Regions from separate parts of the Homo sapiens genome. Here region 2 is linked to region 1. Evidence: read pairs that join two places in POLR2A ChIA-PET (ENCODE). Cell type or tissue: A673. All regions are shown on one strand. Links, peaks and the distances in the headings refer to the core of each region. The heading gives the core; the rest is flanking DNA.

What was found. ChIA-PET counts read pairs that join two places held together with the same protein. Peaks named below come from ENCODE experiments on the same cell type or tissue, not always from the same donor. Only the 100,000 strongest peaks of a DNase experiment are listed, where the experiment ranks them.
Region 2: POLR2A ChIA-PET joins it to region 1 with 10 read pairs; 4 of 35 experiments call an interaction of 5 or more read pairs at or near these places.

What each region holds. Positions count from the first base shown.
Region 1 is chr10:59,365,823-59,368,746 of GRCh38, forward strand. No RefSeq gene overlaps it. Among named protein-coding and RNA genes, the nearest start is that of FAM13C, 4.7 kb to the left of the region's middle. In A673, for the core only: no CTCF peak of the experiment used is centred there; no DNase peak of the experiment used is centred there.
Region 2 is chr10:59,430,889-59,433,812 of GRCh38, forward strand. No RefSeq gene overlaps it. Among named protein-coding and RNA genes, the nearest start is that of FAM13C, 70 kb to the left of the region's middle. In A673, for the core only: no CTCF peak of the experiment used is centred there; a DNase peak (open chromatin) is centred at 1,553; H3K4me3 peaks cover 654 bases; H3K27ac peaks cover 2,500 bases.

The sequences.
Region 1 (2,924 bases), core at 108-2,607:
AAAACCAATATCTGAATATCAGATCTAATACCAATAGTTTAGTTTAATTGTAAAATTGTTAATTCTAATGTATTGACTTGACTATATGCAAAATATAAAGCAACAGTGTAGAGGTCAAGAAAGAAATTTCCAGATTTGCCAAGACTCAAGACCCACCGCTTACTAATAGTTTAAACATGAACAACCTCTTTTGCCTCAATTTTCTCATCTGTAAAATAAAGATAATAATGACCTATTTTATGGGTTCTTATGAAGATTAAATTAAATGACATGCCTGACAAATTTAAAAAATAGTAAATAAATGCTGCTAATTATCCTTATTTTCATTAGTATTATTATAATAAATAAGAATATATAAACAAAGCTTGAGACAAGATGAACAATGCCACTGTGCTTGAAGAGGAGGCTTACAGATGATATTTTCTTTCTACTTCCTATGATGGCGCAGTGTTTACACAGCTTTTTTTTTTTTTAAGAACAATAAAATTTAAAACTTTACTAAATGCGGATGGGCTGCTCCGGATGAAATGGGTTTCATCCAGATTGGCTTTGTGCTCAGTTTACAACTCTTCAATTTAAAATACTTGCGCATCCCTGGAGGAACAGACAATTCTGAGAAATCACTTTCTGCAAGATGCTGGGGCAAGAAGCCAGAATCTTTACAATGCCAGGAAATCAACAGAGGCCTGCTCTATTGGCCTGGACAGAGTGACTTGTAGCTTCCTGTCAGTACCCTTGGGAATGACCAGGCTTCCTTGTGAAAGAGAGGACTCTTGCCTGAAGAGATAATTTTTTTTCCACAAAAAAAGAAAAAAAAAAAAACTTCTTCCCATCCCTGTCCCCTAATCTATTTCTTCACCAGCTCCAATGAGGACAGCATATCAAGAGTCCTTATTATCTGAGTGGTCAGTAACTGAGCTCCTGAAGATTCAAAGGTGCCCAGGGAAGCAAAGCTGTGATACCAAAAACATGTACTAGCGACAGACTGTTTGTGATATTGGTCTTCATCCAAACAACCCTCCCCAATTAATGCTAGTGTACATCAAGTCCATCTTTGGCAATCTCTCTCTGATTTATCTGACAATAAAATGCAGATGCAATGTAAATTGATTGATAAGTGAAATTTCAATTTTTTACAAAAGAGTCAGGATTTCTTGAAGCCAGTGGAAGTGATATTGCAGAACAGCTTGAATCACATTAAAAACCAGTGACAAGTGAGGTATTGGCAGTAACAACCAAAGAATAAAAATTGACAAGAATGCTGAGATGCCAATTCCAAAAGGAATTAATCAATTATCAAAGGATTAAGAGTGGCCCTTGGAAAAATTTATGGAGCCCTTAATTAATTTTGTAATTTCCCTTTTTATAATAATGTAATGAGTATCAAATGTGATGTGAAGATTATCACTTTGAGCTATTAATGTTTTTGAGAAAAATATGTATAACCCCTCCAATAGGTAAAATTTAGTCTCTATGATTTTTAAGAATTGGTTCACTATTTGAATTATACCCAGAATATAAAATAGTAATATTTCTATAATTTCTTTACCATTTACCATGGCCTCTCAGGCCCTATGTGCTCTGGCCCTGGAGACAACTGAACTTATCTCCAAAACACTGGCCTCTCTCCTGTTATTATAACAGGTGCACCTGATCCTGCCCTAGGACGTTTGCACCTGGGAACACCACCTGTAATATGCACAAACGTCCTCCCCTGGGGAAAACTAACTCCCTAAGTTAGTTTCTCCTATCATTCTATTCTGCTTTATCTTCTTCATAGGATCTGTCCCTACCATATATTTAATAGCTATTTGTCTATTTGTTGTATACTTTCCCCCCTCCACTAAAATGTAAGCCACGCTTGTGCAACCTGGGGCCCGGGACTGCTCTGAATCCAGCCCAACACAAATTGGTAGACTTTCTTAAAACATTGAGATTTTTTGTGATTTTTTTTAGCTCATTTGCTATCATTAGTGTTCGTGTATTTTATTTGTGGCCCAACACAATTCTTCTTCCAATGTGACCCAGGGAAGCCAAAAGATTGGACACCCCTGGTTAAGCTCTTTGAGTAAAAAGACTTTTGGGCCTCATTCACTAGTATATCCCCATGGTCAACAATAGTGTCTACCAAGGTAGCTATGCAATAAATATTTGCAGAATAAAATTAATGAGTGAATATTTAGTTTCACTTTCAAGATAATACTTCATTCACCCCCTTTTTTTGTTTCTATTATCTAGGAAATGTTAGCTCCTGATTAAGGGACTCATTGTAAGTGAGGTTTTTCCAAGACACTTTACCTTCAGGTAATGCACTCCTATATCAGACATTCCTTCCTTTCCTTTGCAGGGATAACAGATAGATCTCCTGCTGTTGTGCCAACCTGATTGATGATACTGGCTGCACAGAATGTTGTCTATTTCTGAGGTGTGGTCCCAGTCCAGCCAGAAAGGGTACTGGGATTGACTGTTCAGCAATGTTTGCAGTGGAAGCAGAATGTGGGCATGTTGGTGGAATTGCCAACCTAGAACACCCTATTAAAAGAAAAAATTTTCTTGGGAAAAGCACAGTTGGTTGTCAACACCTTGGTTTGAATTAATTTTCAGATAATCAAATACATCCTTGCTACTGATGTGATTCTTTAGAACCTTGGGAGTTATCTAGTTTAATTATTATTTTTTATTTTTATTTTTGAGACAGAGTCTTGCTCTGTCGCCAGGCTGGAGTCCAGTGGCAAGATCTCGGCTCATTGCAACCTCCAACTCCCTGGTTCAAGCGATTCTCCTGCCTCAGCCCACCGAGTATCTGGAATTACAGGCACATGCCAACGTGCTCAGCTAATTTTTGTATTTTTAGTAGAGATGGGGTTTCACCATGTTGGCCAGGATAGTCTCGATCTCCTGAACTTGTGATCCTCCCGCCTCAG
Region 2 (2,924 bases), core at 142-2,641, 65 kb after region 1:
TACTGAAAAATGATTGATTTCATGATTGTACACATAACTCTAAGTGTTATTTATTAGGTAAACTGTTAATCTCCAGAAAGGCAGTTGCTAGGATTCTTGCATTCCACTATCCCTTTAGAGTAAGAGTGAGCAAACCATTATAAAACTCTTATTTTTGTAGAGTGGTTTTTACATTTTTAAATAGTTGAAAAACTCAACAGAAGAATAATATTTGAAGGCATAGAAAATTATATGAAAACCAAATTTCAGTGTCCATAAATAAAGTTTTATTTGAGAGCAGCTACACTTTATATATTGCCTATGACTGCTTTCTTACTACAGTGGTCAAGGTGGGTAGTTGTGACAGACCCTATAGCTCATAAATCTTGAAATATTTAATATTGGCCCTTCATAGAAAAAATTTGCCAATCCTCTGTTATAATAAGAGCCATCGTTCGTGGAATTATTTTTACTGCTGTTTTAAACAGTATTAGTTGGAACTCTCTTGTCTGTAAGTGACAGAAACTCAACTCAAATATATATAAATATAGCTTAAACAAAAGACGATTTATTGGTTCGTGTAGCTTAAAAGTAAATCTGGTAGCAAGCATGATCAGATTCAAGGATAGGCTCTTGACCCAATCAGAACCAAAGTGATCTTTTCCCTATCTGATAGGCAAATCCTAAGAGAAAGACGCTGACTAGACCCTTGTGTTGGTGATGTTAATCCAGCATGTCTCAGTCCTGGAGTTACCCCAAGTGGTGGCAAAGATGGCCTCTGGCCACTTTAAGTTACCAGTGGAAAGAGCCCACCTCTTTTCAAGTTGTTGCATTAAATGTCTCAAGGCTAACCCTTACTTTTCTAGATTGAGTGAGGTTCCAGTTACCACCAAGCATAATACCTGGACTGCATGTTGTGGGGGATGTTTGTGCAAAGGAAAATTAGGAAGAAGGAGAAATGACTGTCAAGCTGGCAAATCCAGCAGATGGCCACTCTAGTAAGAAAACAAGGTATTAGTTCTTCGCTTTCAATAGGTAAGAATACCTAATATGAAAAAGTTAAATGATTTATTTAAAATTACCTAGATGGAGAACACAAGCTGTGTAATTCTACCACACCATGATGACTTTCTAAACAGTAGTTATTGAGGTCCCCAAGTGTATATTTATCAGCCTGATGGACTGTTTCTGAATGTTCCACAAATTAGCTTTCTCTGATGTCGTGTAAATACTCTTGTTAACTACACTGCCCAATACTCAAATCCGTCTTTGTCAAAATAACTTCAGACATTTACCAAGGCCCAAGGAAGAGAAACTTAGATAATAGATTAGTTTTGTGCAGAGGAAGGGAGCAAGGAAGTGGAGCAAAGTTTTTGAGCAGAAAGTGTCACCCAGTGAGAGAGCCACCATGTCCATAGGACCCGTGTGTGTGTGTGTGTGTGTATGAGAGAGACAGAGAGACAGAGGGGGAAAGAGAGAGAGAGAAAGGGAGGAAGGAAGGAAGGAAGGAAGGAAGGAAGGAAGGAAGGAAGGAAGGAAGAGGAGAGGAGGAGAGGAGATGCTTGGCTTTTGAGAGGTAGGGGTAAATGTACACTAGAAGGGGGCTTGAGAAGAGCTGCTGGAAGACAATTTCTGCCTATTTCACAATTTTGCCCCATCAGGATCCTGGAACACTTCCCGGGTGTAGACTGGTCTTTATCCAGAGTATAAACTGGGAGTAGAATCAATATGCTAGGCATTTCCATTTGCATTAGGCAAACAATAAGATGATTTCTTAATAGATTTCTGAGGATAATGAAAGTGCACAGCTCAGCAAAGATGACTCACTTGGTGAGTTGGTTGTTTAATGCTGTCTCTTTATAAGTCATCACTCAAATCAAATTTCAGGTTATGCCAGTGTTTGGGGCCTCATCTCAGCTCAACTCAGGAAGAATTGTTGGTTCAACCCACTGGCCACTTGCCAAGTTTATCCTTTACCTTGGGAGAAGGTACTTGTCATCTATATGCATAGAACACGACAATCTTGGGAGCTAACGCCAAAAGAAATAAAAAATTGTCATCTCTGTGGTTTTATATTCAGTTTCTAGATAAGCAAAATGCCTTAGAGCCTTCACTGTGATTTCAATCCAATTCCCAAACATTTAAAACAGCAGAGATATAATAAAGCAGACATTTAGCTAAACAGTGAGCTCAATTATGCTTTGCACAGACAACACGAACTAAATGTTAAATAAATGCCAATATTTATCAATATTTATCAGTGTTTTCCATTTCCAGACTCCAGAATTTCAACTTCCCATAAATTCCTTAGGAGTAAAAGTATAACCATAATCAGAGCTTCTATTAATATTAATTTAGTTCTTGTGTATTTGAACTTTGACATTTCTTGAAAGAATATAATTCTTTTAAATCTGAGAAAAACCTTCAGGATCTATTAGACAAAGGTAAGTCTGGCACATTAAAATTGTAAACAGAGGTAAATCATGCTACAGTTCTATATCAAATTCTTTAGCCATTCGCAGCCTCTTGTGTTAGTAGCTCCAGATTGATGGAGGAATTAGACTCTTTGAGAAAAGGAAATGTAATCAACATAGATTACTGTAATATGTTGGGGGGAAAATGATGTGTTTTTTTCTCTTTACTCTTTGCGTGTTATTTCCTCTCAAACTTAATAGTGGTGCACCCCCAGGCAGGTTAAAGAAAATGATTTCTTTGTCAATTGTCAGCTGTGATGAAACCAGCAAGGGGTTGGCAAAATAAGAGGGAATGTGAGCTCAAGACTTAATTAAGATGGAGGCTGAGCAGAGGCTGCTGAGAGGAGGAGAAAGAGGGCCTCCAGGATTCATTTTGCCATTCAGGAGCAATGTCATAAGAAAGAAGAGTTTGCACTGGGTACTGAGGAGCATTTGGGGATTCAAAATATGTGTGCGCAATAAGGATCAATT